Linked DNA regions of Homo sapiens: regions 2 and 3 are each linked to region 1. A link is an interaction called in ENCODE POLR2A ChIA-PET data of the cell type or tissue named here. Cell type or tissue: A673. All regions are shown on one strand. Each heading gives the region's core, and the rest is flanking DNA. Links, peaks and the distances in the headings are about the cores only.

The links. Peaks named below come from ENCODE experiments on the same cell type or tissue, not always from the same donor. Only the 100,000 strongest peaks of a DNase experiment are listed, where the experiment ranks them.
Region 2: POLR2A ChIA-PET joins it to region 1 with 5 read pairs; 3 of 35 experiments call an interaction of 5 or more read pairs at or near these places.
Region 3: POLR2A ChIA-PET joins it to region 1 with 23 read pairs; 13 of 35 experiments call an interaction of 5 or more read pairs at or near these places.

What each region holds. Positions count from the first base shown.
Region 1 is chr16:30,390,923-30,398,938 of GRCh38, reverse strand. ZNF48 (zinc finger protein 48) reads right to left here and starts at 3,519. Exons shown (of 3, transcript NM_001214909.2): 1 at 3,361-3,519; 2 at 3,066-3,159; 3 at 1-1,609. The coding sequence starts at 3,144. RefSeq lists enhancers at 1-166, 2,501-3,097, 5,099-5,599 and silencers at 3,068-3,327, 3,418-3,607. In A673, for the core only: no CTCF peak of the experiment used is centred there; DNase peaks (open chromatin) are centred at 2,898 and 3,598; H3K4me3 peaks cover 2,506 bases; H3K27ac peaks cover 2,213 bases.
Region 2 is chr16:30,672,104-30,680,119 of GRCh38, reverse strand. It overlaps the pseudogene RNU6-416P. Among named protein-coding and RNA genes, the nearest start is that of FBRS, 18 kb to the right of the region's middle. RefSeq lists enhancers at 568-1,468, 1,469-2,368, 2,369-3,269. In A673, for the core only: no CTCF peak of the experiment used is centred there; no DNase peak of the experiment used is centred there.
Region 3 is chr16:30,599,221-30,607,236 of GRCh38, reverse strand. It overlaps ZNF689 (zinc finger protein 689), which reads left to right. Exons shown (of 3, transcript NM_138447.3): 3 at 1,790-4,679. The coding sequence ends at 2,973. Among named protein-coding and RNA genes, the nearest start is that of ZNF689, 7.2 kb to the left of the region's middle. In A673, for the core only: no CTCF peak of the experiment used is centred there; no DNase peak of the experiment used is centred there; H3K27ac peaks cover 941 bases.

The sequences.
Region 1 (8,016 bases), core at 1,132-6,131:
CGCCTGTGTTTGACCAGATCTGAGCTCCGGGGGAACTCCTTCCCACAGAAGCCACACACGTGGGGCTGGCTGGGTCCAGAAGGCTGGGCCCGAACTCGGGGTCGAGGGGCCATGGGTACTGGGCCAGGTGGGTTATGTGGCCGCAGCAGAGTGGATGGTGGTGGTGGCCGGGCCCGTTCACCACGGTGGGTGCGGAGGTGCTTGACTCGGGCTGAGCTGTCAGCAAAACCCTTGCCGCATTCAGGACAGAGGTAGGGTTTCTCCCCTGTGTGCACACGATGGTGTTTCACCAGGTCAGAGCTTCGGCGGAAGCCCTTGCCACACTCAGGGCACTTGTGGGGCTTGTCGCCCGCCAGTGGTGGGGGTGGCTCCCCAGCCTGTGGGCCCCCAGGCTCTGGCTCCAAGCCAGGCAGGCCAAAAGGCTCACCCGAGTGTGAGGGACTTCGAGGTGTCAGCGGGGGGCTGGTGCCCAGAGGAGGTGGGGGTGGGCTGGGGATCAGAGCGGGTAGGGGATAGCCTGGGAAGCTGAAGTCCTGGGGCTCCATGTGAGTGAGGCGGTGGCGAAGAAGGGTGGAGCTGAGGCTGAAGGTACGGTCGCATTCCGGGCAGGCATGGGGCCTCTCGCCACTGTGGGTGCGGAGGTGTTTGACTCGGGCGGAGCTGTCCGCGAAACCTTTGCCGCACTCTGGGCAGAGGTAGGGCTTCTCACCCGTGTGCACCCGCAGGTGCTTCACCAGGTCGGATCCCCGGGCAAACTCCTTTCCACACACATCACAGCCAAAGGGCTTGGGCCCCAAGTGACTACGCTGGTGACTCAGGAGGCTGCAGCTGAGCACAAACCTCTTGCCGCAATCAGTGCAGATATATGGCTTGTCCTGGGCCTTCGGTCCCTGGGTAGCTGCCGTGGCTGCCCGAGATGGCTGCCGTCGGGGCACCACTGGTCGGGGGGGCTGCTCCCCCCGGTGTGTCCGCTGGTGCTTGATGCGGGCGGAACTGTCGCCAAAGCCCTTGCCACATATGCCACACTTGTAGGGCTTCTCACCAGTGTGTGTCCGCTGGTGTTTCACCAGGTCAGAACTCTGCCGGAAGCTCTTGCCACATTCACCACAGATAGTGGGGCGCTCACCAGCAGGGATCCGGGACCGAGGAATCTTTGGGGGACCCTGGGCTGGTGGCCGGGCTCTATAGGGCTTCTCCCCACTATGAGTCCGCTGGTGTTTGATCCGGGCAGAGCTATCCCCAAAGCCCTTGCCACAGACCCCACACTTGTAGGGTTTCTCCCCTGTGTGGGTCCGCTGGTGTTTCACCAGATCTGACATCTGCCTGAAGCTTTTGCCACACTCACCACACACAGCGGCCCGATCACTACTAGCCTGGCCCCAGCGTGGTTCACCCAGGAGCCGGGGGCCTCTGTCCCGAGGCTGAGGCTTTCCTAGACCCTCTCTCTGGACCCATAAGTCATCCCAGTTCTGGATGCCTTCAGGTTTGAGAGAGGCATTTCCTACTTCATGATCTGGAGCCAAATCTTCTTCCTTGAACCCCAAGTCATCTTCCTGTGGGGTATGTTCAAACTCATTCGGCTGAGAAATCACGTTCTCACTCCCTAGACCTGAGGAAAGAAAAGGAAGTTGTAGACCCTCCCCTTTGGCTCGGTACTTATCTTTGACAGCAACCTCTCCAGGAAGACTCCCTTGACAATCTGTGGTCACAGGAACCCCAATCTCTCTGTCCTCTCAACCTCTGGTGCACTTACTATCTGTGCCTCTCAATAAAAACTTCTTTTTACTGTGCCCTTAATGTATGTCATTCACCAAACTCAGCATTAGTATTAAACGCTTGCAAACAATACTATAACACTATGACTATCCCCATATTACAGGCATGGAAAGACTCAGAGAATTTAAGTCCTTTTGCTGGAGGTTATAAAGGTTAGAAAGTAGCAAAGCCAGGCCAGCAGGGTGGCTCACACCTGTAATCCTAGCACTTTGGGAGGCCGAGGTGGGTGGATCACTTAAGCCCAGGAGTTAGAAACCAGCCTGGGCAACATGGTGAGACCCTAACTCTACAAAAAAAAATACAAAAATTAGCTGGGCATGGTGGTGCACACCTGTAGTCCCAGCTACTGGGAGGCTGAGGTAGGAGGATCACTTGAGCCCAGGAGGTGGAGGCTGCAGTGAGCTGTGATTGTGCCACTCTAGCCTGGGTGACACAGTGAGACCCTGTCGCCAAAAAAAAAAAAAAAAAAAAAAAGTAGCAAAGCGTGATGTCTAACTAAGGTCTCTCTGACACTCAAGCCCGTGTTAATCCCTACATTATATTGTCTATTTGGAAAACTTGGTATTTGCTATTATTATTGTATCTTATTATATTAGCCCATTCGGTAATTTATTACATCAGTTATCCTGTGTGTACCTGAGAGGACCCAGGCACACATCCCTTCCTCAAGAAGCTTAGGGTGGTAGGAGAGATAAGATTAAAGTATCAATGGTTATAATTGTGGGTGCAGAATAACTAGAATAACTATGTTGTCACAAGAGAGATAGGAGATAAGGAAATAGGAACCGGCATTACGGCAGAGCGAAGAGAAAATAATGGAGTGGAATGGAAGATAAGGTGTCAAAGGATGTTGGGACTAACCTGAGCACGCACGGTTTGGATTGGACACTAGCTAAGGCTTTTAATTAGGAGACTGGGGGACGCTAGGGAAGGTTTTCCAGAAGAGACACAGGATTATATCTGGACTTAGATCAAGCTGGCGAGAGAATGCATCAGTGGAGAGAAAGGGGCAGAGAGGAGGCTACTGCAATTGCCAGGATAAAACAGAATGAAGCCTGAAGTAGGGCAGAGGCAGTAAGGATGAGGAAGGCCGTGAGGGAGGGGACAGAGGCCGTGAAGAGCCCCTCCCGGCCTGGCGCACAGTTGGTGCTCCGAAAGCTCCCCTCCCCCTATCTCCCCAGAGGCACAGCTCACGTCCGATCTTCCAGGATCTCGGCCGGCCACAGCCAAGCATCGCAGTCCCCACCGGCCGTTACCTGTCCGTGGCGGCGCACGGCCGAGGCCCTCACCTGTGCGGGCGCCTCTCTGTGGCTCCCTCTCCTCCGGGCGGTGGAGATCTGGGCCCCAAGGCTCTACCGCGCGCTCCATCGCCGGCACGCCGCCCTGAGCAAGGGGACAGACAGCATCCCGCGGTCACGCAGCCATGTGTGGCCCGCGGCGCCCTGCCGCTGCCCTCTGCCGGCCAGCGCGGGCACCGGGCGGCGTCGGGTCCCAGGTACGGGCGCGGCTCCCGGTGCCCCCTGCCCGCGCCGCCGGCCGCCCCTGCACCTGCTGCTCCTCCCAGCGCGCAGCCGCCGCTCTCACCTTGCCGGCCGCCTCCGGCTCCGCCACCCCGGCGCCCTCCGGAGCTCCTCAGCGGGGTGCAGGCGCCCGAGCCGCCAGCGGCTCCGGGATGCAGGCTCCGCGCCAAGCCGGGAGCGGGCTCGGACCCAGGCGTCCCGGGGGCGGCCACCGGGGGCGGGGACGGGAAGCGGAAGCGCGGGGCCGCACGGAGCCGCTCTAGGACCTTGGAGGAGCTGCGGGCCTGTGGGGGTCGCCCGCGTCGGCGGTAGCTCTGTGGCCGGCGGGCGGCAGCGTGCGGCCCAGGGGCTACTCTAAGCCGAGGCCGGCGGCCCGAACTCGGTGGTATTAACCGTGTGCCTCCTGGGCTGCAGCTGGGTGGTGAGGCCCGAGGCTCTTCGTAATTGTGGCTGTGTGTCTCCAGCCACCCGCGCCGACCTCCCCGGCCGGCCGACAGCGCCAGCCACTCCGACCTGGGAGAGACAAAGAAAGAGGGATCCAAAGACGGACCCGGGGAAAGGGGTGGGGGAGAGACCAAGGCAGACAAAGGGCGGCGGAGACCCCAGACGGGGCGGGGCGGGGCGCCGAGACGTGGGAAACAAAGCGGGGCTGGTCCGAGAGGCCGAGGGCCCGGGGTGGGGGTGGGTATGGAATGGGGGCTGGGCTGGGGAGACCGAGGCAGGAGCAGAGGCTAGAGGCAGACACCGGGTAAATGCTGCTGGAGAGATGGAATCAGACCTGGGGCCCGGAACAGAGACCCTGAGCCAGAGACTCACATCAGAGCCCTGAGTCACAGAGGACGCAAAGGCAGAGAGAGACCGAGGGACAGCGGCTGACCAAAAATAAGGGGAGCCAAAGATTAGCCGCTAGAGACAGAGACGTAGAAACGGATAAGAGATAAAGTCATTGACGCAGAGTCCGAGGAGCAGTAAGAGGCTGGGAGCCTGGAGAGTAACAGGCCCAGAAGCAGAGGAACAAAAGACGATAGTGAGCGAAACGGGCAGAGACAAAGAGAAAGAGACACAAAGAAAGAGGCGGCCAGAAAGACTCCGGACAGGTCGGCAGCCCTATAGAGGCCAGGCTCAGGGAGAGGCTGAAGAACAAGCCCTGTTTCCCATCCTGGTGGGCCCCTGGCTGGAGCTGTGTTTCCAGGTTCCCAGGCCCTAGGAGCAAGATCCCAGTATCCGCTCTCTGGGCGGGCTTGGTTTTGGGGTGGAGAGAGTGTCTGGAGGTGTCTTCAGCCCCTCTGCCAATGATGGTGGGGGTAACTGTGGTTTATGCATTAATTCACATTTATTAGCATCTTAGTGCTAAGCCAAGAGTTGGGGATAAAAAGTTGAAACACCTGCAAGATTTGTCCTTGGAGAGCTACCAGTCTAAAGGAGCAAGTACACAAATCACTGAAATTAGAGAATTTAGCTGGGCCTGGTGGCCTGCCCCTGTAATCCCAGCTGAGAGGATTCCCTGAACCTGGGCATTCAAGGATGCAGTGAGCCATGATCGTGGATCGTGCCACTGTACTCCATGCTGGGCAACAGAGCGAGACCCTGTCTCTTTAAAAAAAAAAAAAAAGAGAGAGAGAATGGGCTGGGCCCAGTGGCTCATGCCTGTAATCCCAGCACTTTGGGAGGCCAAGGTGGGAGGATCACTTGAGGCCACTAGTTCGAAACCAGCCTAGGCAAAAAAGTGGACCTTGTCTCTACAAAAAAAAAACAAAAATTTAGCAGCGCATGGTAGCACATATCTGTGGTCCTGGCTACACTGGAGACTGAGGCAGGAGGATCACCTGAGCCCAGGAGGTTGAGGCTGCAGTAAACCATATTTGTGACACTGCCCTTCAGCCTGGGTAATAGAGCGAGACCCCATCTAAAAAAAAAAGAGAAAGAAAGAGAGACTGTTAAGGTAGTTATATGGACCCGGCCAGGTGCAGTGGCTCACACCTGTAATCCCAACACTTTGGGAGGCCGAGGCAGGTGAATTACATGAGGTCAGGAGTTTGAGACCAATCTGGCCAACATGGTGAAACCCTGTCTCTACTAAAAATACAAAACTTAGCAGGGCGTGGTGGCACGGGCCTGTAATCCCAGCTACTCAGGAGGCTGAGGCAGGAGTATCACTTGAACCTGAGAGGCGGAGGTTGGAAAGAGCCGAGATCACGCCACTGCATTCCAGCCTGGGTGACAGAGTCAGACTGCGTCTCAAAAAAATAAATAAATAAAATTTAAAAGGCCGGGTGTGGTGCCTCACACCTGTAATCCCAGCCCTTTGGGAGCCAGAGGCAGGAGCTCACTTGAGGTCAGGAGTTCCAGACCAGCCTGGCCAACATGGTGAAACCCCATCTCTACTAAAAATAAAAAAATTAGCAGGGCGTGGTGGCAGGCGCCTGTAATCCCAGCTACTTGGGAGGCTGAGGCAGGAGAATCACTTGAACCCCAGAGGCGGAGGTTGCAGTGAGCTGAGATCGCGCCATTGCACTCCAGCCTGGGGGACAAGAGCGAGACTTCATCTCAAGAAAAAAAAAAAAGAGTTATATGGACCAATTCACGATAGTGTGGGAGAACAGGAAGGGTTCTAGTTTGTAGTAATGAATCTCTGTGTGCCTGGCATGCATGGATGTTAGCACTGACAGAAACAGGGACCAGAAATCAACACATACCTATTGATCACTAGCTAATACCTAAACACTGTCCTAGGCCCTGGAAATAAAGAAACTCTTCAGGGAGCTCTTGGCCCAATAGGATATGGAGTTGTCAGATGGTGTGACAGGTTCTATATTGACTGTATGGACAAAATTTTATAGGAGTGTAGCGCACAGAGATACCTTCTGTAGTGTTCAGTGGGTGCAGATACTGTCTTTAAAGCCATTTATGCAGAGTGTGGTTCTTGGCCTTTGTCACTTAATTGCTACTTGACTTTAGGGAAGTTACTTAAGCTTCTGTTTCCCAAACTGTAAAATAGGGATGATAACAGCTAACTTTGATGGTTGAGGATGAATATGTGTAAAGCACTTAGCAAAAGTATCAGCTATTACTCTAATTGGTTTGATTTCGGCAAAGTCCAGACTCTGCCTGGAGTGGGGGCTGAATGAACAACTCCAGGCAGTGGGGGCTGAATAAACAGTGGGCCACATACTAATTGAAAACCTAATATGGGCCAGGCATGGTGGCTCACGCCTGTAATCCCAACACCTCGGGAGGCTGAGGTGGGCAGGTCTCTTGAGTCCAGCAGTTTGAGACCAGCCTGGCCAACATGGTGAAAACCCATCTCTAAAAAGATACAGGGCCGGGGGCGGTGGCTCACTCCTGTAATCCCAGCACTTTGGGATGCCGATGTGGGTGGATCACGAGGTCAGAAGATTGAGACCATCCTGGCTAACACAGTGAAACCCCGTCTCTACTAAAAATACAAAAAAATTAGATGGGCGTGGTGGCAGGCGCCTGTAGTCCCAGATACTCAGGAGGCTGAAGCAGGAGAATGGCGTGAACCTGGGAGGCGGAGCTTCCAGTTAGCCGAGATCGCGCCACTGCGCTCCAGCCTGGGCGACAGAGCGATACGCCGCCTCAGGAAAAAATAAAATAAATAAAAAGATACAAAAAAGTTAGCTGGGAGTGGTGGTGCACACCTGTAGTCCCAGCTACTTGGGAGGCTGAGGTGAGAGGATCTCTTGGGCGCGGGAGGTGAAAGTTGCAGGGAGCTGAGATCATGCCACTGCACTCCAGCCTGGGTGACAGAGCAAGACCCTATCCCACCCCCACCCCCCCGCCAAAAAAAAAGGAGAAAGAAAAGGAAAGAGAAAGAAAACCTTAGGCTGGAATCAGTGGCTCACGCCTATAATCCCCACACTTTGGGAGGCTGAGGCAGGTGAATCACCTGAGGTCAGGAGTTCGAGACCAGTTTGGCCAACATGGTGAAACCCCATCTCTACTAAAAAATACAAAAATTAGCCAGATGTGGTGGTACGCGCCTGTAATCCCAGCTACTCGGGAGGCGGAGGCAGGAGAATCGCTTGAACTCGCGAGCCGGAGGTTGCAGTGAGCTGAGATCACACCACTGCATTCCGTTCTGGGCAACAGAACAAAACTCTGTTTAAAAAAAAAAAAAGAAAAGAAAAAGACTGCCAGGAGCAGTGGCTCACGCCTGTAATCCCAGCACTTTGGTAGGCTGAGGCGGGCGGATCATGAGGTCAGGGGTTGGAGACCAGCCTGACCAACATGGTGAAAACCTGTCTCTACTAAAAATAAAAAAATTAGCTGGAGGTGGTGGTGCTCACCTGTAATCCCAGCTACTCAGGAGGCTGAGGCAGGAGAATCATTTGAACCCGGGAGGCAGAGGTTTCAGTGAGCAGAGATCACTGCACTCCAGCCTGGGCGACAGAGTGAGACTCCGTCTCAAAAAATAAAAATAAAAGAAAACCTAATGTGTGCTAGAAGCTTGAGATCCAAAGATGACTATGGATTACGACCTATCTTCAGAGAGGAAAATAGAGAATAGTTCCGTTTTAATGTGCCGTGAGTTTACATATTAGGAAAGCAGTGAAAGATGAAGATAGAATGTAAGTTTATTCGGCCGGGCGCAGTGGCTCACGCCTCTAATCCCAGCACTTTGGGAGGTCAAGGTGGGCAGATCACGAGGTCAGGAGATCGAGACCATCCTGGCTAACACATTGAAACCCTGTCTCTG
Region 2 (8,016 bases), core at 1,188-6,187, 280 kb before region 1:
CATAGTTAAACCTCATATCTACTAAAAATAAAAAATTAGCTGGGCGTTGTGGCCCACACGTGTAATCCCAGTTACTCCGGAGGCTGAGACAGGAGAATTGCTTGAACCCGGGAAGCGGAGGCTGAGGTAAGCTGCAATCACGCCACTGCACTCCAGCCTGGGTGACAGAGCAAGACAGCGTCTCAAAAAATAAAAATTAAAAAATAAAAAATAAATAAATAAATATCTCTCCATGGCCAGGGTCGGTGGCTCACACCTGTAATCCCAGCACTTTGTGGGGCCAAGGCGGGCGAATTGGTTGAACCCGGGAAGTGGAGGCTGCAGTGAGCCCAGATCGCACCACTGCACTCCAGCCTGGGCAACAGAGCGAGACTCTGTCTCAAAAATAAAATTAATTGGCGAGGCACGGTGGCTCCCGCCTGTAATCCCAGCACTTTGGGAGGCCGAGGCGGGTGGATCACGAGGTCAGGAGATCAAGACCATCCTGGCTAACACGGTGAAACCCCATCTCTACTAAAAATAAAATTAAAAAAAAATTAGCCGGGTGTGGTGTCAGGCACCTGTAGTCCCAGCTACTTGGGAGGCTGAGGCAGGAGAATGGCGTGAACCCGGGAGGTGTAGGTTGCAGTGAGCCGAGATCACACCACTGCACTCCAGCCTGGGTGACAGCAAGACTTTGAGTTAAATAAATAAATAAATAAATAAATAAAAGTATCTCTCCACCAGGCATAGAGGCTGACTCCTGTAATCCCATCACTTTGGGAGTCCAAGGTGGGAGAATTGCTTGAGGCCAGGAGTTCAAGACTAGCCTGGGCAACATAGTGAGACCCTGTCTCTATTTAAAAAATATTTATACATATATATTTAGGTATCTCTCCATTGCTTGCTTAACTAGCCTGTTCTGCACCTAGCACAGTGGCTCTAGGCATCCTCAGTCTTTTTTTAATTTATTTTTTATTTTTTGAGATGGAGTCTTGCTCTATTGCCCAGGCTGGAGTACAGTGGCGAGATCTTGGCTCACTGCAACCTCCTCCTCCTGGGTTCAAGCAATTCTCCTGCCTCAGCCTCCATAGTAGCTGGGATTACAGGCGTGCACCTACTGCATAGCCATGCCTGGCTAATTTTTGTATTTTTAGTAGAGACTGGGTTTCACTGGGTTTCACCATGTTGGCCAGGCTGGTCTCAAACTCCTGATTTCAGATGATCTGCTCGCCTCAGCCTCAGAAAGTGATGGGATTACAGGCATGAGCCACCACGCCAGGCCAGCATCCTCAGTATTGATTCCACACATTATTCCTCCTTCCTGTCTTCCCCCAGGAAACTGAAAGTGGCTCTGTGATGTCAGAATTAAGGCTCAGAATCTAGGGGAGCCTCCTACACTTCTGAAGTAGGAGTGAGGTGGGGAGGGTTGGGGTAAAATGATTTCCTTAGATAAGAAAAATTGCTTCATTTCTAGTAAGTGTCAAGCTCTTCATACACATTTCACCGAAGACCCAACAGGTCAGCCTCATTACTTCCCTGTTTTCCTGCATTAACCTGAAACACAGTGACCTCAAGTAACAGGCCCCAGTTCACACAGCCCTTAGGGCCCTCGCCTGGATTCCAATCTGCAGGCTTTGGGAAATGTTTATTGACAAGTAGAGCTGGGTGTGAGTGTATCAATAAGCACTTGTTAACTGATTTCTCTCCTTTCAACATTCTAAACATTTCCATTGTATACTTCTAAGGGCTCATTGTTTTGTTGATTAAAAAAAAGTCAACACTCATTTGCATCACCGAGAGCCCCTCCTCCTCATTCCCAGTGGGGCTTGGCGAGCAGAAGCTGGTTTTAGGGGAAGAGTTAGGGACTAGAAGATCTCGCCTGATGTGGGTGCCTAACAGAGCTTGACACCTAGTTCTATAAATGTTAATGGTATTATTATTCAGAGCATTTACATAAGAATCACCCTGATAGCTACTGTTTTGTGGACCTCGACCGTGCTCCCAGCACTGTGGGAGGCCTTTTTCATTTGCAGCAGCTTTTACTCATCACCGCCCAGTGGAGTCCAAGGCTCTTTCCCTTTGTGATAGGTGTGGTTCACTCTCAGGCTCCGAGAGTTTAGGCAACTAGCCTGAACATCACAAAGCAAACAGTTAGCAAAGTGCGGGTTTAGGGGCCGGGTGTGGTGGCTTACGCCATTCATAAGTCTTACCCATCACTGCCCACCACCTTGGGGCCTAACAAAGTGCCCAGCATGGGCTGGGCGTGGTGGCTCACACCTGTAATCCCAGCACTTTGGGAGACCGAGGCGGACAGATCACCTGAGGTCAGGAGTTAAAGACCGGCCTGGCCAACATGGCGAAACCCTGTCTCTACTAAAAATACAAAAATTAGCTGGGCATGGTGGTGCACACCTGTAATCCCTGAGCCGAGATCATGCCACTACACTCCAGCCTGGATGACAGAGCAGGGAAATGAAGTGAGGCTGGAACTGTGCACGAATCTGTTAGGCAGATGAAAGAGCACTGTGAAGTCCTCAAGGTGGGCATGTGCTGGGTGAGCTGGAGGCCCCACCAGGAGGCCAGAGGGGTTGGAACAGAGTCAGTGAGAGGGCGAGGGCTGGGAAAGCGGGGCTGGGAGGTAGGCAGGAACCAGACTGTGTCGGGCTTTGCAGGCCTTTGTAAGGACTTGGCTTCTACTGTGAGTGAGATGCTAGGCATTGCAGAATTTGTTTATTTTGGCTGTTTCTTTTCTTTTCTTTCTTTCCTTTCCTTCCTTCCTTCCTTCCTTCCTTCCTTCCTTCCTTCCTTCCTTCCTTCCTTTCTTTCTTTCTTTCTTTCTTTCTTTTATATTGTTGTTTTTGTTGTTGAGACGGAGTCTCACTCTGTCGCCTAGACTGGAGTTCAGTGGCGCCATCTCGACTCACTGCAAGCTCCACCTCCTGGGTTCAAGCGATTCTTCTGCCTTAGCCTCCGGAGTAGCTGGGACTACAGGCGCCCGCCACCACACCCGGGTAATTTTTTTTTTTTTTTTTTTAGTAGAGACAGGGTTTCACCATATTGGCCAGGCTGGTCTCAAACTCCTGACCTTGTGATCTGCCCTCCTCAGCCTCCCAAAGTGTTGGGATTATAGGCGTAAGCCACCGCTTTTTTCCGTTTTTTGAGAGTTTTGAAAACTCTCAAAAGTCAGGTGAGGAATGACATCACCTGACTTAGGTTTTAAAAGGACCACACAACTGCAAGGTCTGTGAATTGAGATATTACAACTCCCATGTTACTGGGGCATTTCCTATCATTAGACTGTTCTAACTGGAATATTTAAGGGTCTAGCCTGCTTGAAGGAAATCCGATGTGCAAAAATCCAGATAGAACTAACTTTTCCTGAGGGACTGGCAGTCATTGCAAATTGCTCAGTGTAGCAGGGGTAATGTGGTGATCCCAAGCCTCTGGGCCCTGCTTTCTTTCCGTTGGAAGGACTCATCACCCCAAAGCCCATCAGCTGCATCTCCACAGGTGCCTTCTGCTCACACAGGCACACACAACCATACAAAATGGGTGTTTCTGAATGTCTCCATGATTAGATAATGGCAGTGGTTGTACAACCCATCAGCTGCACCTCCAAGAGTGCCTTCTTCTGACACATGCACACATGGCCATAAAAAAATGGGTGTTTCTGAATGGCTCCAGAATTAGATAATGGCAATGGTTGTACGACTTTGTGAATATACGAAAACCACTGCAATGGCACACTTTAAAAGGTACATTTCATGGTATGTGAATTTTATGTCAGCAATAATAATAAAATAATAAAAATACTTCCAGAAATCCTGTTTGTCATAACACAAATGCTAGAAACAACTTAAATGTCTATCCACAGAGATCTGTGTTGTTTTTGTTTTTGTTTTTGAGACGAAGTCTCACTCTGTCGCCCAGGCTAGAGTGCAGTGGTGCGATCTTGGCTCACTGCAACCTCCACCTCCCGTTTTCAAGCAACTCATGCATCAGCCTCCCAAGTAGCTGGGATTACAGTCGTGCACCACTGTGCCCAGCTAATTTTTATATTTTTGTAGAGTCGGGGTTTCGTCATGTTGACCAGACTCGTCTTAAATTCCTGATCTCAGGTGATCCGCCTGCCTCGGCCTCCCAAAGTGCTGGGATTACAGGCGTGAGCCACTGCACCTGGCCATGTGTTTGGTTTTGTTTTTACATAAAGACGGGTCTTGAACTCCTGAGCTCCAGTGATCCTCCTGCCTCAGTTACTGACGTGCTGGGATTAGAGGCAAGAGCCATTGTGCTCAGCTCCCATCTCTACTTTTAAATAACAAACATGTATATGTATAACTTTCCTCTTCCTCTCTCTCTCTCTCTCTCTCTTCTCTCTCTCTCTTTCTTTCTTTCTTGACAAGGTCTTGCTCTGTCTCCCAGGCTGGAGTGCAGTGGTGCCATCATTGCTCACTGTAGCCTCAACCTCCTGGGCTCAAGTGATCCTCTTGCCTCAGTCTCCCAAGTAGCTGGGACTACAGGCGTGCGGCCGACACATCCTAATTTTTGTATTTTTCATAGAGACGGGGTTTTACCATGTTGCTCAGGCTGGTCTCGAACTCCTGGGCTCAAGGGCCTGCCTCGGCCTGAGTGAGGAAGGGACTTCGGGGTTTTACCGTGTTGCCCAGGCTGGTCTCAAGCTCCTGCCTCAGGCAATCCGCCCACCTCGGCCTCCCAAAGTGCTAGGATTACAGGCGTGGGCCACCACACCCAGCCACATATACTAAAACATTATACAGAGGTCAGCATGGCCCCTTAGCAAGGATGACTTGCAAATTCGTGAAGCTTTCCATATTTTTGTGATTATTATACATTGCATGATTGTATCAAAATATCTTGTAACACATAAATATATACGCTTACTATGTACCCAGAAAAATTAAAAATGAATTTTTTTCTTTTTTGAGATGGAGTCTGGCTCTGTCGCTCAGGCTGGAGTGCAATGGAGCGATCCTGGCTCACTGCAACCTCCACCTCCCAGGTTCAAGTGATTGTCCTGCCTCAGCCTCCTGAGTAGCTGGGATTACAGGTGTGTGCCACCACACCTGGCTAATTTTTTTTTTTTTTTTTTGAGATGGAGTCTCTCACTCTCGCCCAGGCTAGAGTGCAGTGGCGCCATCTCGGCTCACTGCAAGCTCCACCTCCCGGGTTCACGCCATTCTCCTGCCTCAGCCTCCCGAGTAGCTGGGACTACAGGCACCCGCCACCATGCCCGGCTAATTTTTTGTATTTTTAGTAGAGACGGGGTTTCACCATGTTAGCCAGGATGGTCTTGATCTCCTGACCTTGTGATCCTCCTGCCTCGGCCTCCCAAAGTGCTGGGATTACAGGCGTGAGCCACCGCGCCTGGCAATTTTTGTATTTTTATAATAGAGACAGGGTTTCACCATGTTGGCCAGGCTGGTCTCGAACTCCTGACCTCAGGTGATCTGCCTACTTCAGCCTCCCAAAGATTACAGGCAGAGACGGCACGCCTGGCCCTTGGAATTCTGTCATTAGCTTCTGTAATTGTCCTCTTTCATAGTCCAATGTAAGCTCCAGGATGGCTGGGGTTTGTTTTGTGTACCTCTGTATCCCCAGCCACTAAGTGCAGTGCCTGGCACTGTGGATGAAGTCAACAGTGGTTGAAAGAATCAAAGGCAGCTCAGAAACTGCATCAAGTGAGGGAAGAGGGAGGTTTCTGACTTGAGTGCTGATGACACAGAGATGGAAACCTTGGGGGAAGTGGGGCATCAGATCTCGAAGATGACTTAATTTGGGATATCTGAGGTGCTTGGGGAGAGATCTAGGAGAGGTGGGATAGGCATGTCTAGAAAATATTTAACTCTACTGGGCACGGTGGCTCACGCCTGTAATCCCGGCATTTTGGGAGGCTGAGGCGGGCGGATCACCTGAGGTCAGGAGTTCGAGACGAGGCTGGCCAACATTTAGTGTGACTCCTGTCTCTACTAAAAATACAAAAAATTAGCCAGGCATGGTGTTGCATGCCTGTAATCCCAGCTACTTGCGAGGCTGAGACAGGAGAATCGCTTGAATCTGGGAGGCGCAGGTTGCAGTGACCTGAGATTGTGCCACTGCACTCCAGCCTGGACAACAGAGCAAGACTCTGTCTAAAAAAAAAAAAAAGAGAGAGAGAAAGAAAGAAAATATTTCACTGAGAGTCACTCTCAAATGCCTATAGGGGCCAGAGAGGTAGCCTGAATAGTGACTGTGGTCTACTCCAAGACAACAAGTGGAGGGGACAGTCGCAATCTGGTGAGATTATGCCCCATTTCAAAGGAAAGCCATGGGGGTAAGCAGGTCTAGTGACCACAGATTTTTGGATTTTTCAAGAGAAGCTGAAAACAAGAACTTCCATGTGAAATCTTGTCTGCAAGCCAACGTTCACCTTCTGGTCACTTGTTTCTGACTTCTGTTGGAGCAATCTAGGCTTGAGCCTTCCCTAGACATCCTGGATATGTGTGGTGGTGGCAGGGAATGTTGGCTGCATCTTTCCTAAGGCAACAGGTACATTTATGGGCCAGGCACAGTGGCTCACGCCTGTAATTCCAGCGCTTTCAGAAGTTGAGGCAGGAGGATTGCTTGGGACCAGGAGTTTGAGACCAGCTTGGACAACAAGACAAGAACCCTGTCTCTACAAAAATTTAAAGCTAGCCAAATGTGGTGGCACAGGCTTGTAGTTCCAGCTACTCGAGAGGCTGAGGCAGGAGGATCACTTGGGAATAGGAGTTCGAGGCTGAAGTGATCTGTGATTGCACCACTGTACTCCAGCCTGGGCAACAGACCGGCTGTTGTTTTGCTCAAAAGCTGCCTCAAAAGCAAAACAAGTCTGGGTGTGGTGGCTCACACCTGTAATCCCTGGACTTTGGGAGGCCAAGGGGGTAGATAGCTTGAGTCCAGGAGTTTGAGACCAGCCTGGGCAACATGGAAAAATTCTGTTTCTACAAAAAATACAAAAACTAGCTGGGTGTGGTGGTGCATGCCTATAGTCCCAGCTACTCGGGAGGCTGAGGCGGGAGGACTGCTTGAGCCCAGGAGGTGGAGGTTGCAGTGAGCTGAAATCATACTACTACACTCTAACCTGGGTGATAGAGTGAGACCCTGTCTCAAAAAAGAAAAAAAGCAGGCATACTTAGAATAAGGTCACTCAGTCAATTCTATAGGAGCTCAGGTAGGCAACAGCCCTGACAGCCCAGTTTAGTAGTGACTTGCTTTTTTTTTTTTTTTTTAGACAGAGTCTCGCCCCGTCACCCAGGCTGGAAAATCTCAGCTCACTGCAACCTCCGCCTCCCGGATTCAAGTGATTCTCCCGCCTCAGCCTCCTGAGTAGCTGGGACTACAGGAGTCAGCCACCATGCCCAGCTTTTTGTATTCTGTAGTAGAGACAGGGTTTCACCATGTTGACCAGGCTGATCTTGAACTCCTGACCTCAGGGATGTACCCATCTTGGCTTCCCAAAGTTCTGGGATCACAGGCGTGAACCACCACGCCTGGCCTTCGTGTTTGAGTCACATTTGGTTAATTCTCCCATTATCTCAAACTTTTCCATTATTGTATCTATTATAGTGATCTGTGATCTTTGATGTTACTATTGTAATTGCTTTGGGGTGCCACAAACAGTGCCCATGTAAGAGGGCGAACTCAATCAATAAATGTGTGTTAACTGTTCTCTCTCTGTGCTTGGGCCTCCCTCTTCCCAGAGACAATATTCAAACTAGGCCAATTAATAACACCCTACAATGGCCTCTAAGTGTTCAAGTGAAAGGAAGAGGCAATCAAGGAGGCAAAGTTCCTTGTTGTCAAGAAACCGCCGTCATCCCAGCCTTCACCGACCACCACCTCAGTCAGTCAGCAGCCATCACCAATGAGGCAAGAACTTCCACCAGCAAAAAGATTACGACTTGCAAAAGCTCAGATGACTGTTAGCATTTAAAAAATTAAGGGATGTACCGTTTTCATAGACATAACACTATTGCTCACTTAAGACTGCAGTAT
Region 3 (8,016 bases), core at 1,622-6,621, 210 kb before region 1:
CACTCTGTCATGCAGGCTGGAGTGCAATGGCGTGATCTTGGCTCACTGCAACCTCCGCCTCCCAGGATCAAGTGATTCTCCCACCTCAGCCTCTGGGTAGCTGGGATTATAGGCACCTGCTATTGTGCCCAGCTAATTTTTATATTTTTGTAGAGACGGGGTTTCACCATGTTGGCCAGGCTGGTCTTGAACTCCTGACCTCAGGTGATCCGCCTGCCTCAGCCTCCTAAAGTGCTAGGATTACAGACATGAGCCACCACGCCCAGCCACATTTTTTAAAGAATCAGCTAAGTCAAATAAACCATCCACAATGGAATTCTGTGTAGCTGTAAAATAGAAAAAAGATTTGCTGACATAAAATGATCTTTAGAATATATTAAGTGAAAAAATGTAAAGTGTGTATAAGGTGTGTATATGTTGTCTTTTGTATAAGAAAGGTGAGCTGGGCATGGTGGCTCACGCCTGTAGTCACTTTGGGAGATAGAGGTGAGCAGATAACCTGAGGTCAGGAGTTCGAGACCAACCTGGCCAACATGGTGAAACCCTGACTCTACTAAAAATACAAAAAATTAGCTGGGCATAGTGGTGCATGCCTGTAATCCCAGCTACTTAGGAGGCTGAGGCAGGGAGAATCACTTGAACCCGGGAGGCGGAGATTTCAGTGAACTGAGATCACACCATTGCACTCCAGCCTGGGTGACAGAGCGTGACTCTGTCTCAAAAAAGAAAAAAAAAAAGAAAGGTGGGGAAGAGAACATACGCTGTAAAGCATGTGTATGCAATCTCTTATGAAAGAAAGATAGGGAAGGTGACATTTGTATTGCATCAAAAAAATGGGAAAAAACTAATATGGTTTCTACAAGGTAGATTGGAAAAAGGTGGCAGCAAGACTTCTCTGTATTCCTTTATTAATATTTTGACTTGTTTGTTTTTTGAGATAGGGTCTTGCTGTGTTGCCCAGGCTGGAGTACAGTGGTGCCATCATGGTTCACAGTAGCCTTGAACTCCTGGGCTCAAGTAATCCTCTACCTCAGCCTTCCAAGTAGCTAGGACTACAGGCAGGCACGCGTGCCACCAGGCCAGGCTAATATTTGTATTTTTTGTAGAGATGGGGTCTCACTATGCTGCCCAGGCTGATCTTGAACTCCTGGGTTCAAGCGATCTCTTGCCTTGGGCTCCCAAAGTGCTGGGATTACAGGCATGAGCAACCATGCCTGGCTGATATTTTGACTTTTGAATGATGTAAGCTTACCTCTTCAAAAATATTCCTTTTTTTTTTTTTTTTGAGATGGAATCTCGCTCTCTCGCCCAGGTTGGAGTGCAGTGGCACAATCTCGGCTCACTGCAACCTCTGCCTCCCGGGCGATTCTCCTGCCTCAGCCTTCTGGGTAGCTGGGATTACAGGTGCGTGCCACCACGCCCGGCTAATTTTTGTATTTTTAGTAGAAACAGGGTTTCACCATGTTGGTCAGGCTGCTCTCAAACTCCTGACCTTGTGATCTGCCCGCCTCGGCCTCCCAGTGCTTACGATTACAAGCGTGATCCACTGTGCCCGGCCTCAATTTTTAAAGTTAGTTTAATCTCCGAGAAATCTTCCTAGACTTCTCCAAGCTGGGTTAGAAGCTCCTGTAATGCACACCGTATTTGCATGACAGTATGTCACACTTAGCTGTCTGTGGCACTAGGAATTGAGACCAGGGGGTGAGTCTATTGGTCTTGTAACCTATAATGTAATTGACAAGAGCAGGAGCCCAGTATTTGTTAAATTAATGCTTCTGTATTTCTATAGAAAGCAGAACCAGAAAGAAGAATGGGGAGAAGGAAGTATTCCCGCCTAAGGAGGCACCCCGAAAGGGGAAGCGAGGCCGGAGGCCCAGCAAACCCCGACTGATTCCTAGGCAGACGTCCGGGGGCCCCATCTGCCCTGACTGCGGCTGTACCTTCCCTGATCATCAGGCCCTGGAGAGCCACAAGTGCGCCCAGAATCTAAAAAAGCCTTACCCTTGCCCAGACTGTGGGCGCCGCTTTTCCTATCCATCCCTGCTGGTCAGTCACCGGCGGGCACACTCCGGCGAGTGCCCCTATGTTTGTGACCAGTGTGGCAAACGTTTCTCCCAGCGCAAGAACCTCTCCCAGCACCAGGTCATCCATACAGGGGAGAAGCCCTATCACTGCCCTGACTGTGGTCGCTGCTTCCGGAGGAGCCGGTCCTTGGCCAATCACCGGACCACACACACAGGTGAAAAACCCCACCAGTGCCCTAGCTGTGGACGTCGCTTCGCCTACCCCTCCCTGCTAGCCATCCACCAGCGTACACACACGGGAGAGAAGCCCTACACTTGCCTCGAGTGCAACCGCCGCTTCCGCCAGCGCACGGCCCTCGTCATCCACCAGCGCATCCACACGGGCGAGAAGCCCTACCCGTGCCCGGACTGCGAGCGGCGCTTCTCCTCCTCCTCTCGCCTGGTCAGTCACCGGCGTGTGCACTCTGGGGAGCGTCCCTATGCCTGCGAGCACTGTGAGGCCCGCTTCTCCCAGCGCAGCACGCTGCTCCAGCACCAGCTCTTGCACACCGGAGAGAAGCCCTACCCCTGCCCAGACTGTGGGCGTGCCTTCCGGCGGAGCGGCTCCCTGGCCATCCATCGCAGCACGCACACAGAGGAGAAGCTGCACGCCTGCGACGACTGTGGTCGCCGCTTTGCCTACCCCTCACTGCTGGCCAGCCACCGGCGCGTGCACTCGGGCGAGCGGCCCTATGCCTGCGACCTTTGCTCCAAGCGTTTTGCTCAGTGGAGCCACCTGGCCCAGCACCAGCTGCTGCACACGGGGGAGAAGCCTTTCCCCTGCCTCGAGTGTGGCCGGTGCTTCCGCCAGAGGTGGTCTCTGGCTGTCCACAAGTGTAGCCCCAAGGCCCCAAACTGTAGCCCTAGATCTGCTATCGGGGGCTCCAGTCAGAGGGGCAACGCCCATTAGAAGGGGAAGGACTGCCTACGTTCATTTCATTTTATGGAGGGTCCCAGAAAAGGGAAGGAGGAGCCCCAGGTCATACAGGGCAGAGTCAGAACTAAACCCGGGTCTCCTGCTGCACAGAGCTGAACTTTGTATCTTGCAATGCGCTGGCTGCCTCCCTGTGCGTGTCTGGAACAGTCCCATTAGGAGAGGTGACGTCATTTGCTTAAAGTTTTCCAAGCTACCCTATCCTAAAATAGTTTGTGTGGATATCAGGGCTAAAAGTTCTCCCCATCTATTTTAGGGGCTGTCTGCTTTTCTAGTCTGTCCACACAGGGATTACCTGTCATCTTGCATGCAATCAGGAGAATCTCATAGGGGCAGGACCTTCCCCTACTCTGCCTCTTCCTCCATACTAGGTTGGAAAAATCTGGTTTAGCCCACTTTTTGCAACACTCCTGCCAAGTGGTCTTCTACCCATTGCTTGAAAATCTCTCTTGACAGGGAGCTCACTACCTCACAAGGCAGGTCATTTCATTGTGGGATCTATAGAAGGTTAAGTACCACATTCTCCTCTAAACCTTGCCTACGACATGTTTAATACTTCATCTACATAGCAGCCCTTCAGATAATCACAACCACTTTGCCCCCAAGTTTTCAGGTTAAGTAGCATGAATTTGGTCATTCCTTAAAGACAGGGTTTCAATTTCCACACATGATCTCTGCAAACAGGCACTGGGTTTTCAGTGTCCTTTTTGAAGGGTCATATAAAAATAAGGTAACACCACAGTGCCACTACACCTTCTGGGGCTGGACTTGTTTCAGCAGCTTTGGTTGCACTGAATTTGGGGGAGCTGCATGGTACCAGGGGTTTATTGGGTTGCAGATATATAAATGCCCTAAACTTAAAAAAAAAAAAAAAAGCTATAAAACTAAGTCTTCATCTTGTATTTGGAAAATTGGTTCAAGCTGGGTATGAGACATAAGTGTAGTCAGCTCTGGGAGAAGGTTGCTCTTAAGGAGAAGCAGGGACCTGTGGTTTAGCAGCAGGAAGTGCAAATGGGACTGGCTTGTGCTCTACCTGGCAGACCTGGATTGGCTTCAGGCAGCCAGTGCCTGGAAAAGCCTGGAGAATTGGGCCGTACTTGACCCTGATTCTCATCAGGCACAGATGAATCACAGGCACCTAAGAATCGGCACAGAACTTCCATGAGGCCTCAGTCAGCATTTTTTCACAAAATGAGCTGAGGCCATTCAAGGAGGCTAGAAAGAGGGAACTGAATCCAGAGAGGAAGAGTCTATAGTCATCAAGTTGTATCCATGCCAGCCTCCCTCCACAGAGGTGGCAGCAGCGTGGCTCAATCTGATCCACCTCCATGGCACCCACTGGGTAGGTGCTTCATAAAGCTTTACCGAGTTAAATGTGAACAAGGCCTACCACTTTGCCTTGGGCAGCTGCACCAAATTAGAATTTCCAGATGTGACTCATCTCATATTCCAACAGCTGGAGTGGGTCATCCTTTACCCCTGTGGCTCCTTCCTACAGCTCTCCTGATCTCAGCACAAGCAGGGGAGCAGCTGGGGGAACACAGCTTTATGTAATTACCTCTGTTCAATATTTAGCAAGTTGCATTGTAACATTGTAACTGTTTGTTTCTCCTTGGATGATGAGCTACCCCCAAGAAGGGGTCATATCAGATTGGGTCTCATTAAAATGTCTGATGAATGAATTCTGTTCCTTGTGGAATTACTTTTTACAAAATATCAATCTGGTTCCTTGACTCTGTAGCAATCTTTGCTATTCTGATGGGAGAGCCAGACTTTCAGACCAGGAGACCTGTCCTGCCCAGCAGAGCCCTATTACCAGGTCTGCCCAGCCCCCTGGTAGAGCTGGCTCTTTCCCCTTCCCTTTGCCACCAGAACGCAAGGATTTCCTCAGCTAGGAATTGTATAACTTTCTTTGGGACTGGATTGTAATTCATAAAACTTGGTAGCCACTGATGGCTAAATTCCATTATGTGGTCTGTGGAGAGCAGAAATGGGAGATAACCTCCTATGTTCCCTGAAGCACTTCAATCCACCCGAGCTGGGATCCTGGTTCCTTATTCAGTGAGAGATCCTAGCATCCTTCCAATAACTTCCCCTTTCCGCTTAAGGTGGTTTGAGTTTCTGTTATTTGCAATCAAAAGAATGAACTAATACACAGCCTCAGTCTGGGTTAATCTCCCATCTGCCTCCATGCCTAGATATGAGCTGTGAGGAAAAACACTGCATTGCTGCTGAGAGGGGCCACGATACCTTTCCTGACCTTCAACCTCAGTAGAACCTTCAATATTATGTCTTCTGGGCTGGGTGCAGTGGCTCATGCCTGTAATCTCAGCACTTTGAGAGGCCAAGGCGGGAGGATTGTTTGACCTGGGAGTTTGAGACCAGCCCGGGCAATATAGCAAGACTTAAAAAGCAACAACAGTAATAAGACAATATTATGTCTTCCATATATATATATATATATAGAATTAAAGTTAGATATAAACTAATAGTTTATATACAAATGTATAAATATAAATATAAATAAATAAGTACATAAATACTCTGGTAGTCCAGAGCAGGACCACCCTATAGGCAGTGTGCCCAGAGAAGCATTCCATATATATATATATATTTTTTTTTTTTTTTTGAGATGGAGTCTTGCTTTGTCGCCCAGGCTGGAATGCAGTGGCGTGATCTCAGCTCACTGCAACCTCCTCCTCCTGGGTTCAAGTGATTCTCCTGCCTCAGCCTCCCTGGTAGCTGGGACTACAGGTGCCTGCCACCACACCCGGCTGATCTTTGGTATTTTTAGTTGAGACAGGATTTCACCATGTTAGCCAGGATGGTCTCGATCTCCTGACTTCATGATCCACCTGCCTCAGCCTCCCAAAGTGCTGGGAATTCAGGTGTGAGCCACTGCTCCCTGCCCATTCCATATATTTTTAACCAGTAAATACCTCCGCTTTCACTAGGAAAATACAAGGGGTCAAATAGGAGCTTCTTTAACATTCTGCTCCCTGCCATTACTCCAAATTGACCAGTGTGCCCACTCATATTTACTTCTGATCCATCTCAGCAAGTCCTGGATATACAATGTTCAGCAACACAGCTGGGCCTGGGTTTCATCCCCTTCTGCCCCTCAGGGACTTTGCTCTATTATTCCTACTTTCTCGTCTCCTAGTTTTATGGTTTCAGATTCCCTTTCTTGTCCCAAAGACACTCCAGCCTATAAGCATGCTAAGATCTGCCTTTAAAACAATAAAAAAGAACTTTTCTCTTGATCCCTATTATTTTCAGCTAAATGCCTTGAAGCAGTAGCCTACATTCACTGAATCCACTTTTTTCTTTTCTTTCTTTTTTTGAGCTGGAGCCTCACTCTGTCACCCAGGCTGGAGTGCAGTGGCACGATCTCTGCTCACTGCAGCCTCCACCTCCTCCCAGGTTCAAGTGATTCTGTGCCTCAGCCTCCTGAGTAGCTGAGACTGCAGGTGTATGCTATCACACCCAGCTAATTTTTGTATTTTTAGTAGAGACGGGGTTTCACCATGTTGGCCAGGCTGTTCTCAAACTCCTGACCTCAAGTGATCTGCCTGCCTCAGCTTCCCAAACTGCTGGGATTACAGGTGTGAGCCACTGCACCTGGCCTGAATCCACTTCTGTTTATTCTTTGGCCTACTGCAATATTAATAGCCACTTGACTGAGCTTTTATGATGTTCCATGTACTGTGTTAGGCACTTTATATACATTCCAATCCAATGTTCACAAGAACTCTATAAAGTAGGTGTTAACAGACACTCCTCCATGAGTCTCCCTGCTGTGACTCCAAATTGACCAGCGTGCCCACTCATGTTGACTTCCGATCCATCTCGGCAAGTCCTGCCTTCACATCTTGTTGAGTTGGCAAAAATTGCAAGTCCCTGCCTTCAACAGATTCTCAGACTTGAGCCTATTCACAGATCTAGAGTCTCCCCTTCTCTAGATCTGGGGAGGCTGGGTTCCCTTGATGAAGGACTTGATGTCAGTTCTACACTGACAAAAACATGCTGTAGAGCTTCTAGCCTTTTCCAAGTGTACCTGCAGCCATTTAGCAAGCACATTAGATTGGAATGTATATAAAGTGCTTAACTCAGTACATGGCACATCATGAAAGCTCAGTCAAGTGTCTATTAATACTGCAGTGGGCCAAAGAATAAACAAGTGGGTTCAGTGAATGTAGACTACTGCTACTGTGAGCATCAGAGAAGGGGAAGTAACTAGAGTTTCCAGAGATTTGTTGACATTGGACCTAAACTAATTTTAATTCTAAGAGATACAAAATTTAGTTTACCAGGTACAATGGACTCATGGGATCAGGTGTGTGTAGGAATGGGTTAACTCAGGAGGTGTAGGTTGTTCAAACCCTGCACATTCCAAAGAAAGCTCATCTTTAGAACTGGCATTTGGTCTGCTCCTGGGAAATAACTTCTGAGCCCGTGGAATATTTTATTTGATTAGTGTTTTTGTATGCCAGAGGTCTTGGCATACAGCATGCCATCATGCTGTACCAGTCTGAACAAATAAGTTTATCCTAAGTGTGATTTATAGTGAACATTGTTTTTTGCTCTGGGGTCTGAGTAGCAGAGATCAGTAGTATGGACACTCCAAGCCTATGTGACTAATCCCCAATAAAAACCCCACACATGGCCGGGCGCGGTGGCTCACGTCTGTAATCCCAGCACTTTGGGAGCGCGAGGTGGGTGGATCACCTGTGGTCAGGAGTTTGAGACCAGCCTGGCCAACGTGGTGAAACCCCGTCTCTACTAAAAATACAAAATTAGCCAGGTGGTGGCACACACCTGTAATCCCAGCTACTTGGGAGGCTGAGGCAGGAGAATTGCTTGAACCTGGGAGGTGGAGGTTGCAGTAAGCTGAGATCGCACCATTGCTCTCCAGCCTGGGCAACAAAAGTAAGACTATCTAAACAAACAAACAAACAAACAAAAAACCAAAACAAACAAACAAAAAAACCCTGCACCCTAAAGCTTGGGTGAACTTCT